Regions from separate parts of the Homo sapiens genome. Here region 2 is linked to region 1. Evidence: read pairs that join two places in POLR2A ChIA-PET (ENCODE). Cell type or tissue: K562. All regions are shown on one strand. Each heading gives the region's core, and the rest is flanking DNA. Links, peaks and the distances in the headings are about the cores only. Region 1 overlaps GON4L (gon-4 like). Region 2 has its middle 9.0 kb from the start of ASH1L.

What was found. Peaks named below come from ENCODE experiments on the same cell type or tissue, not always from the same donor. Only the 100,000 strongest peaks of a DNase experiment are listed, where the experiment ranks them.
Region 2: POLR2A ChIA-PET joins it to region 1 with 5 read pairs; 2 of 35 experiments call an interaction of 5 or more read pairs at or near these places.

The regions. Positions count from the first base shown.
Region 1 is chr1:155,822,685-155,826,684 of GRCh38, forward strand. The region is part of intron 3 of GON4L (gon-4 like); the gene reads right to left. Among named protein-coding and RNA genes, the nearest start is that of GON4L, 33 kb to the right of the region's middle. In K562, for the core only: no CTCF peak of the experiment used is centred there; no DNase peak of the experiment used is centred there.
Region 2 is chr1:155,567,948-155,575,675 of GRCh38, forward strand. It overlaps a transcript of MSTO1 not described here and the pseudogene LOC101929703. Among named protein-coding and RNA genes, the nearest start is that of ASH1L, 9.0 kb to the left of the region's middle. In K562, for the core only: no CTCF peak of the experiment used is centred there; a DNase peak (open chromatin) is centred at 2,464.

The sequences.
Region 1 (4,000 bases), core at 1-4,000:
GCCAATGTTTGAGAAAGGGGGATAGCAAAGGGGAATTAGGCAACTTTTGGGGTGACAGAAATGTTCCACGTTGGTTGTGGTAGCAGTTAACACAACTGTATATATTTTTCTTTCTTTTGTTTTTTTGAGACGGAGTTTTCGCTCTTTGTTGCCCAGGCTGGAGTGCAATGGTGCAATCTCGGCTCAGCGCAACCTCCGCCTCCTGGGTTCAAGTGATTCTCCTGCCTCAGCCTCCCGAGTAGCTGGGATTACAGGCATGTGCCACCATGCCCGGCTAATTTTGTATTTTTAGTAGAGATAGGGTTTCTCCATGTTGGTCAGGCTGGTATTGAACTCCCGACCTCAGGTGATCCACCTGCCTCAGCCTCCCAAAGTGCTGGGATTACAGGCATGTGCCACCACGCCCGGCTAATTTTGTATTTTTAGTAGAGATGGGGTTTCTCCATGTTGCTCACGATGGTCTTGAACTCCTGACCTCAGGTGATCCACTCGCCTCAGCCTCCCAAAGCTCTGGGATTACAGGTGTGAGCCACCGTACCTGGCCCAACTGTACATATTTTTCAAAACTCATCAGATACATTTTATTTTATATCTCAATAAACCTAATGAAACTTACCACATTAACAAAATGAAAGAGAAAAAAACATGATCTTAATAGAGATAGGAAAAAGCATTTGATGAAATTCAATATATGAAAAAACTCAGAAAACTTAGGAAAATTATTTCCTTAACCTAAAAAATATTTCTATGAAAAGCCTATAACTATCCTCATATATAATGAAGGAATACTGAACATTTTCCTGTTTTGTCCAGAAATAAGACACAGATGTCGACTACCACTACTACTTACAACCTACATAGCAATGAAGGTCTAGAATATGCAATAAGAAAAATTACGTGTCCATTTTAAAAGCATTTGCCAAAGTGAGGCTGGACGCAGTGGCTCACACCTATAATTCCAGCCCCTTGGGAGCCCAAGGCAGGTGGATCACCTGAGGTCACGAGTTCAAGACCAGCCTGGCCAACATGGTGAAACCTCGTCTCTACTGAAAATACAAATTAGCCGGGCATGGTGGTGTGTCCCTGTAATCCCAATTACTCATGAGGCTGAGACAGGAGAATCACTTGAACCCAGGAGACGGAGGTTGCAGTGAGCCGAGATCACACCACTGCACTCAAGCCTGGGCGACGGAGCAAGATTCACACACACACACAAAAAAACCATTTGCTAAATCAAATAAAGAAGTCTTTAGTCATGTGTCTGTGTTATGTTTCACAATAAAAAATTTAGTATTTCAAAAGAATTTTAAGGATGCCCAAACTTATAAGCTAGCATTTCCACCCAACGAAAAAGAAGTACACATGTTCAGCAAAAAATCTATAGAATGTTCACAGCAGCACCACTCACAGTAGCCCACAACTGAAAAGTATCCAAATGCTCATCAAGAATTGAATGGGGCCAGGTGCAGTGGTTTGCACCTGTGACCCAGCACTTTGGGAAGCCAAGGCGGGCAGATCATTTGAGGTCAGGAGTTCAAGACCAGCCTGACCAACATGGTGAAACCCTGTCTCTACTAAAAAAAAAAAAATAATACAAAAATTAGCCGGCCATGGTGGCACGTGCCTGTAGTCCCAGCTACTTGGGAAGCTGAGGCAGGAGAATTGCTTGAACCCAGGAGGAAGCGGTTGCAGTGAGCCGAGATTGCACCATTGCACTCCAGCCTGGGTGACGAGAGCAAAACTCCACATCAAAAAAAAAAAAAAAAAAAAAAAAAAAAGGCTAGGCACGGTGGCTCATGCCTGTAATCCCAGCACTTTGGGAGGCTGAGGCAGGCGGATCATGAGGTCAGGACTTCGAGACCAGCCAGACCAACATGATGAAACCCCATCTCTACTAAAAATACAAAAATTAGCAGAGGAGTGGTGGAGCGCACCTGTAATCCCAGCTACTCAGGAGGCTGAGGCAGGAGAATCACCTGAACCTGGGAGGCGGAGGTTGCAGTGAGCCAAGATCACACCATTGCACTCCAGCCTGGGCGACAGAGTGAGACTCTGGTTCAAAACAAAGACTCTGTCGCAAAAAAAAAAAAAAAAAAGAAGAAGAAGAATTGAATGGGTAACAATGGGCACAAGGAAGCAAAAAGAAAAAACAAAGAGTTGAATGGATAAAGAAAACGTAAAGCAAACCAGGTGAGGAGGCTCATGCCTGTAATCCCAGCACTTTGAGAGATCAAGGAGGGACTGCTCGAGCCCAGAAATACAAAACCAGCCTGGGCAACATAGTGAAAACCGTCTCTAAAAAAATAATAATAATAAAATAAAAATGAAAATTAGCCAGGCATTGTGGCGTGCACCTAGAGTCCGAGTTGCTGGGGAGGCTGAAGTGGGAAGATCACTTGAACCTAGGAGTTCAAATTGCAGTGAGCTATGATCATGGCACTGAACTTCCAGCCTGGGTGACAGAGCAGTACCTATCTCTAAAAAAAAAATTAAAGAAAAGAAAACATACATAAACTATTCAAACAACAGAATGATATACAGCAATAAAAATGAACAATCTACAAGTACATCCAAGAATATGGATGAATTTCATAAAACAATGTTGAGGCCGGGCACGGTGGCTCACGCCTGTAATCCTAGCACCTTGGGAGGCCGAGGCGGGCAGATCACCTGAGGTCAGGAGATCGAGACCAGCCTGGCCAACATGGTGAAAGCCCGTCTCTACTAAAAATAAAAAAACTAGCCCTGCATGGTGGCCGTGCCAGTAATCCCAGCTACCCAGGAGGCTGAGGCAGGAGAATCGCTGGAACCCGGAAGGCAGACACTGCAGTGAGCCGAGATTGCGCTACTGCACTCCAGTCTGGGTGACAGAGCAAGACTCTGTCTCAAAACAAAAAAAAAAAAAATTGAGAGAATAAACGCAGTCACAATGCCAGGCACGGTGGCTCACACCTGTCATCCCAACACTTTGGGAGGCTGAGGCAAGAGGATCAATTGAGCACAGCAGTTTGAGACCAGCCTGGGCAATATAGTGGGGCTCCGTCTCTACAAAAAAAATTTTTTAATTAGCTGGCTGGGCCGGGTGCGGTGGCTCATGCCTGTAATCCCAGCACTTTGGAAAGCCAAGGCAGGCAGATCACCTGAGGTCAGGAGTTCAAGACCAGCCTGGCCAACACGGTGAAACCCCGTCTCTACAAAAAATACAAAAATTAGCTGGGCATGATGGCAGGTGCCTGTAATCCCAGCTACTAGGGATGCTGAGGCGGGAGAATCGCTTGAACCTGGGAGGCGGAGGTTGCAGTGACCTGAGATCAAGCCATTGCATTCCAGCAGCCTGGGCAACAAAGCAAGACTGTGTCTCAAAAAAAAAGAAAAAAAATTAGCTGGCTGTGACGGCACGCGCTTATAGTCCCAGCTACTTAGGGCTGAGACAAAAAGATCACTTTAACCCAGGAGGTCAAGGCCACAGTAAGCCGTGATGGCACCACTACACTCCAGTCTGAGTGACAGAGTGAGACCCTGTCTTTAAAAAAAAAAAGGCAGTTATAAAATGTACACACGATTCCATTCAAATAAAAGACAAAAAGACAGAACAACTGGCTAGGCGCAGTGGCTCACACCTGTAATCCCAGCACTTTGTGAAGCCAAGGTGGGTGGATCATCTGAAGTCAGGAGTTCGAGACCAGCCTGGCCAACATAGCAAAACCCTGTCTCTACTAAAAATACAAAAATTAAGCCGGGTGTGGTGGCAGGCACCTGTAATCCCAGCTACTCCGGAGGCTGAGGCAGAAGAATCACTTGAACCCAGGAGGCAGCGGTTGCCGTGAGCCGAGATCACGCCCCTGTACTTCAGCCTGGGCGACAAGAACAAAACTCCGTCTCAAAAAAAAAAAAAAAAAAATTGAACCAATATATGATGCTAGACATCAGGATAGTGGTTAACCTATGGGTAGAGGGTAATTGAAAGGGAAGACAAGATGGACTTCTGGGTATTGATAAC
Region 2 (7,728 bases), core at 587-4,586, 250 kb before region 1:
GCATCACTTGAACCCAGCAGGTAGAGGTTGCAGTGAGCGGAGATTGCACCATTACACTCCTGCCTGGGCAACAAGAGCGAAACCCTGTCTGAACAAAAAAAAAAATTATTTATTTTATTTTATTTTATTTTATTTTATTTTATTTTTTTTGAGACGGAGTCTCACTCTATTGCCCAGGCTGGAGTGCAGTGTCACGATCTGGGCTCACTGCAACCTCCGCCTCTTGGGTTCAAGCGGTTCTCCTGCCTCATCCTCCCAAGTAGCTGGGATTACAGGTGCCCGCCACTGTGCCCAGCTAATTTTCGTAGTTTTAGTAGAGATGGGGTTTTACCATCTTGGCCAGGCTGGTCTTGAACTCCTGACCTTGTGATCCACCCACTTCAGCTTCCCAGAGTGCTGAGATTACAGGCATGAGCCACCGCGCCCAGCCAAAAAAAATTTTTATTTAAGACGGAAGAAATTTGAGATTTTTGTTTGGGTACAGGTTGAGTTTTTTTTGTTTGTTTTTTGAGATGCGGTCTCACTCTGTTGCCCAGGCTGGAGTGCAGTGGTGTGATCTCAGCTCACTGCAACTTCCGCCTCCCGGATTCAAGTGATTCTCCTGCTTCAGCCTCCTGAGTAGCTGGGATTACAGATGCTCGCCACCACACCTGACTAATTTTTTGTGTTTTTAGTAGAGACAGGATTTCACTATGTTGGCCAGGCTGGTCTCAAACTCCTGACCTTGTGATCCACCCGCCTCAGTCTCCCAAAGTGCTGGGATTACAGGCATGATCCACTGCACCCAGCCAGTTTTTTTGTTTTGTTTTGTTTTGTTTACGAAAATGTTTGGGAACAAAAATGTTTTGAATTTGAGATTTGAGCTACTGCCCCCGGCCTTTTTTTCTTTTTCTTTTTCTTTTTCTTTTTCTTTTTTTTTTTTGAGAAGGAGTCTCACTGTGTTGCCCAGGCTAGAATGCAGTGGTGCAGTCTTGGCTCACTGCAACCTGCATCTCCCGGGTTCAAGTGATTCTCCTCCTGCCTCAGCCTCCTGAGTAGCTGAGATTCCAGGCACCCACCACCATACCCAGCTAAGTTTTGTATTTTAGTAGAGCCGGGGTTTCAGCATGTTGGTCAGGCTGGTCTTGAACTCCTGACCTCAAATGTTCCACCTGCCTCGGCCTCCCAAGGGTTTTTTATTTTTATTTATTTATTTATTTATATTTTGAAACAGAGTCTTGCACTGTCACCCAGGCTGGAGTGCAGTAGCGCGATCTCAGCTCACTGCAAGTTCCACCTCCCGGGTTGAAGCCATTCTCCTGCCTCAGCCTCCTGAGTAGCTGGGACTACAGGCGCCCGCCACCACGCCCAGCTAATTTTTTGTATTTTTAGTGGAGACAGGGTTTCACCATGTTAGCCAGGGTGGTCTCGATCTCCTGACCTCATGATCCGCCCATCTCGGCCTCCCAAAGTGCTGGGATTACAGGCGTGAGCCACTGCGCCCGGTCTTTTTTTTTTTTTTTTTTTTTGAGACAGATTCTCGCACTGTCACCCAGGCTGGAGTGCAATGGCGCAATCTCAGCTCACTGCAACCTCCCCCTCCCGGGTTCAAGCAATTCTACTGCCGCAGCCTCCCGAGTAGCTGGGATTACAGGTGCCCGCCACCACGCCTGACTAATTTTTTGTATTTTTAGTACAGACAGGATTTCACTATGTTGGCCAGGCTGTTCTCAAACTCCTGGCCTTGTGATCTACCCTCCTCAATCTCCCAAAGTGCTGAGATTACAAGCATGATCCACTGCACCCGGCCAGTTGTTTTTTTTGGTTTTTTTGTTTTTTTAGGTTTTTTTTACGAAAATGTTTGGGAACAGAAATGTTGTGGATTTGAGATTTTGTTGGATTTTGGAATATTTGTATTATACCTACTGTTTGAACATCCCAAGTTTGAAAATCTGAAACCTTAAGTGTTAACATGAGCACCTTAATAAAGTTTGGACAGTATTTCTTTTATAAACAATATTATTGATATTGCTAACTATTAACATTAGAAATGAAAGTCGAGAAAGATAATTACCTGGAACGTTAGTACCCAGAAATACCCAATTGTGTTGGTATTTGTTTTAAGTTTTCATTTTTATGCATCTCCACCTCAGAACCATAATCTAAATTTACAGTTGAATTCATTTCAATACCTCAGTGGTGTACCATTGAGTCCTAAAATTCTAGAATGTTAATCCCAGTCATGTGTGTACACTAACATGCCTTTTTTGAAGTCTTTTGAAACCTATCAGATACAGTGTGGAGTCCATTTTGCTGAAGAGTATCTAGAATATCTGCTACCCTAAGAAGCAGTCATAGTCCCTTCCATAGTAGTTTAAGTTTTAAATTGTCCACTGTTCTGAGTAACGTGATGAAATTTTGCACCACCCTGTCCTGGATATGAATCAACATAACCACGCTGTACGTGCTCCCATTGGTCAGTCATTGACATCATCGGCTTTTGACATCCATCTGTGGACATCAGCATGACTCAGTGATTCAGGATCACCCTAAGATGATCCCCCTTCTTAGGTATAGTCAGAAGGTTGATATTAGCTACATCAGAATTCCTAAGTCATTCACTTTATCTTATCTTATAAGCGTTTTATCATCTCACTTCAACACAAGAAGGGTGAGCACGGTACTATGAGATATTTTGAGAATGAGCGAGACCATGTTCACATAACTTTTGTATGGTATATTGTTCCGTTTTCTTATTGGTTATTGCTGTTCATTTGTTACTGTGCCAGATTTATAAATTAAACTTGATTATAGGTATATACCTATAGGAAAAAACTGTGTGTGTGTGTTTGTGTGTGTGTTTATTTATTTAGTGATCAGTACTCTGTATGGTTTCAGGCATCCCCTGGGAATCCTGCAGTGGGATCTCCCGAGGATAAGGGTGGACTACTGTATTTCCTTCCTTCTTGCTTTCTTCATTGCAGAAGAGCTAATGCAGCTTTAAAAGCTGGGGAGCTTTAAAAAGTGTATATTGTATCATCACTTGCACTGTTATCAGAATTGTAAACCACATGCATTATTTCTAGCAAAAACACCTATAGCTACAAGACTGAGGTTGGCCGGACACAATGCTCACATGTATAATCCCAGCACTTTATGGGAGGCCAAAGTGGGAGAATTGCTTCAGGCCAGGAGCTGAAGACCAGCCTGGCAACATAGCCCCATCTCTATAAAAAAGTAAAAATTAGCCAGTCATGGTGGTACATGCCTATAGTCCAAGCTTGTCGAACCTGTGGCCCATGGGCTGCATACAACCCAGGACGGCTTTGAATAGGGCCCAACACAAATTGATAAACTTTCTTAAAACATTAAGAGCCTTTTTTTTCTGTGATTTCATTGTTGTTGTTGCTATTTTAGCTCATCAGCTGTTGTTAGTGTTGGTGTGTTTTATGTGTGGCTCAAGACAATTCTTTCGACGTGGCCCAGGAAAGCCAAGATTGGACACCCCTGCTGTAGTCCAAGCTCCTCAGGAGGCTGAAGGGAGAGGATCACTTGAGCCCAGGAGTTCAAGACTGCAGTGAGCGATGATACCACTGCACTCAAGCCTTGGAGACTGCAGGAGACCCTATCTCAAACAAAAACCTTAGAGCTTGGAGAAGTTAGCACTGTTGAAGTTTGTGATAATCAGTAAATTTCAGAACTCTTTTACTTTTATAGCTCTAACATTGCTCTAGGAATCCAAACCTGGGGAGATAGATATTATTAAGATGAGAAAATACAGCATAAGGAATTCTGCTTTTTCTCTCTGAAATTATGAAAACAATGAAATTACTCTTTGTGGCTTGGCATGGTGGCTTACGCCTGTAATCCCAGCACTTTGGGAGGCCGAGGAGGGCAGATCACTTGAGGTCAGGAGGTCAGCCTGGCCAACATGGTGAAACCTCATCTCTACTAAAAATACAAAAATTAGTCGGATGTGGTGGCAGACACCTATAATCCCAGCTTCTTGGGAGGCTGAGGCAGGAGAATCATTTGAACCCAGGAGGCGGAGGTTGCAGTGAGCCAAGATTGCGCCACTGCACTGCAGCCTGGGCGACAGAGTGAGACTCTTGTCTCAAAAAAAAAAAAAAAAAGAAATTAGTCTTTGTGAGCCAAACTTTTCCTATGGGACTTGGGATTTAGGACAATCTCAACCTCAACACTGTTGACATTTGGGGATGGATCATTCTTTGTTGTGGGGGACTCCCTGTGCATTGTAGACTTTAGCAACATACCTGGCCTCTACTCACTCGATGCCAATAGCATCCTCCCTTCCCTCCCTCAGCTGTGACAACCAAAATGCCTCCAAACATTCATTGTCAAATGTTGGGGGAGGGGACAAAATCCCCCTGGTAGAGAACTACTAATTTAGAGAAAGAATTACTGATCATGAGGAATCAGTCTGGGTTTAGTACAAAAGAAAGTCATGACAGACAAATATATCCTTCTTGTTAGAATTCCTGGAATGGCCGGGTGCGGTGGCTCACGCCTGTAATCCCAGCACTTTGAGAGGACAGGCTGGTGGATCACGAAGTCAGGAGTTCAAGACCATCCTGGCCAAGATGGTGAAACCCCGTCTCTACTAAAAATACAAAACTTAACCAGCCATGGTTTCGGGCACCTGTAATCCCAAGCTACTCGGGAGGCTGAGGCAGAGAATTGCTTGAACCCGGGAGATGGAGAATTTTTTTTTCTTTTTTTTGAGATGGAGTTTCGCTCTTGTTGCCCAGGCTGGAGTGCAATGGCATGATCTCGGTTTGCTGCAACCTCCGCCTCCTGGGTTCAAGCGATTCTCCCACCTCAGCCTCCCAAGTAACTGGGTTTGCAGGCATGCGCCACCACGTCTGGCTAATTTTGTATTTTTAGTAGAGATGGGGTTTCTCCATGTTGGTCAGGCTGGTCTCGAACTCCCGACCTCAGGCGATCCACCCGCCCTGGCCTCCCAAAGTGCTCAGATGACAGGTGTGAGCCACTGCGCCAGTCAAAAAAAAGAATTCTTAGAATGGTAGATCAAATTCCATTATTGGTATGTCCTCATTAAAGTTAGGCATTTGATAATCTCGCACAGTGGCTTTTTGGAGAAATGTATACTGAATGTTTAATTGGTTGAATAACCATACCCAAAGGCTACATGTTAGCAAAATGGGTTGAAGTTCCCTTAACCATGGACATACAGGCAGTGGTTATCACTCTTGGCTGCACATTGGAATAAGCTGGGGAGCTTTAAAAATATTGATGCCTGGGTCACTATCAGAGGCTGATTTAATTGATCTGAGGCACACTCTGGGTATCAGAATTTTTAAACTATACCCAAGTGGGCCAGACAGTGGCTCACATCTATAATCCCAGCACTTTGAGAGGCCAAGGCAGGTGGATCGCTTGAGCCCAAGAGTTTGAGAGCAACCTGGGCAACATAATGAGATCCTTTCTCTACAAAAAAGATAGAAAAATTAGCTGGGAATGGTGGCACACGCCTGTAATGCCAGCAGTTGAGAGGCCAAGGTAGACAGATCGCTTGAGCTCAGGAGTTTGAAACTAGCCTGGACCACATGGCGAAACCCTGTCCCTACGGAAAAAAAAAATACGAACTGACCAGGCGCAGTGGCTCACGCCTGTAATCCCAGCACTTTGGGATGGTGAAACTGGCTGATCACCTAAGGTCAGGAGTTTGAGACCAGCCTGGCCAACATGGTGAAACCCTGACTCTACTAAAAATACAAAAATTAGCTGGGCGTGGTGGCAGGTGCCTGTAATCCCAGCTACTAGGGATGCTGAGGCAGGAGACTTGCTTGAAACCAGGAGACAGAGGTTACAGTGAGCCGAGATCACGCTATTGCACTCCAGCCTGGGTGACAAAAGCAAAACTCCATCTCACAAAAAAAAAAAAAAAAAAATTACAAACTGTACCCAGGCTATGCTAGGCAATCGTATCCTGTTAAATAGTTGTATCAATGACTTGAATGAGATCGATGTGGATATATTTTTCAAATTTATACCTTTTGCAAAATTTTTAAAGGGTGGGTAATATGTTGGTGACAGATTTTAAAAAACAAAAAGATCTTCAGATGTGGAATCTTCTGTTGGATCTTATAACAAAAAGAAGACATTAGGCTGGGTGCAGTGGCTCACGCCTGTAATCCCAGCACTTTTAGGAGGCAGAGGCAGGCATATCGCTTGAGCCCAGGAGTTGAAGACCAGCCTGGACAACATGGTGAAACCCCATCTCAACAAAAAACACAAAAATTAGCCAAGTGTAGTGGCATATGCCTGTAGTCCAAGCTACTTGAGAGGCTGAAGTCCAAGGATTGAGGTGGAGATTACAATGAGCCAAGATCACGTCATCACACTGCAGCCTAGGTGACAGAGCAAGACCTTGTCTCAAAAAAAGAAAAAGACATAGCAGAAAAGCTGAGGAAATCCAAATAAAATCTGTAGTTTAGTAAATAGTATTGTTCCAACTTTAATTTCTTAATTTTGATAACTGTCCTATAGTTGTATATATATATATAGACATATATATAACATTAAGGAAAGCTGAATGAAGAGTGTACGAAAGCTCTTCGTACTACGTTTGCAACTCATCTGTAAGTTTACATTGGTTTGTTTGTTTGCTTGCTTTCAAATAGGACCTCACTCTGTTACCCAGGCTGGAGTGCAGTGGTGCAATCCTAGCTCACTGCAACCTCTAGCTTCTTGACTCAAGGGATCCTCCTGCCTCAGCCTCCTGAGCAGCCAGAACTACAGGCACAGGCAACTATGTTCAGCTAATTTTTTTTATTAGTAGTAGAGATAAGGTTTTCCTATGTTGCCCAGGCTGGTCTCGAACTCCTGGTCTCCGAAAGTGCTGGGATTACAGGCCTGAGCCACCGTGCACAGCCTCCACTATCTAATTTTAGAACTTTTTCTTTTTTTTTTTTTTTTTTGAGACGGAGTCTCCTGTTGCCAGGTTGGAGTGCAGTGGCACTATTTCGGCTCACTGCAACCTCCACCTCCCGGGTTCAAGCGATTCTCCTGCCTCAACCTCCCGATTAGCTGGGATTACAGGCATGCGCCGCCATGCCCAGCTAATTTTTGTATTTTTAGTAGAGACGGAGTTTTGCCATGTTGACCAGGCTGCTCTCAAATTCCTGACCTCGGGTGATTCACTCGCCTCAGCTTCCTAAAGTGCTGGGATTACAGGTGTGAGCCACCATGCCAGGCTAATACTTGTACTTTCTATGAGTAAAAATAAATGAGTTCTTTGACCCTCAAAAAAAAAAAGAGAGAGAGAGAATCCCAGTTTTTCCAGATCCTGTCCAACACATATCATTGTCAGTTCTTTTGATTTGAGCCATCCTAGTGGGTGTGAAGTGGTATCTCATTGTGGTTTTTATTTGCATTTTCTAGATGACTAATAATGTTGAGCATTTTTCATGTGCTTATTGGCCATTTGTATAACTTTTATACTTTGGAGAAATGCCTGCTCAAATCTTTTGCCTTTTTTTTTCTTAATTTGAGTCAGGGTCTCACTCTGTTGCCCCCGGCTGGAGTGCAGTGGTGCAATCACGGCTCACTGCAGCCTCAGCCTCCCAGACCCAGGTGATCCTCCCCGCTCAGCCCCCCAAATAGCTGGGTCCACAGTGGCACGCCACCGCACCTGGCTAATTTTTTAAATTTTTTGTAGAGAGCAGGTCTCATTATGTTACCCAGGCTGGTCTCAAACTCCTGGGC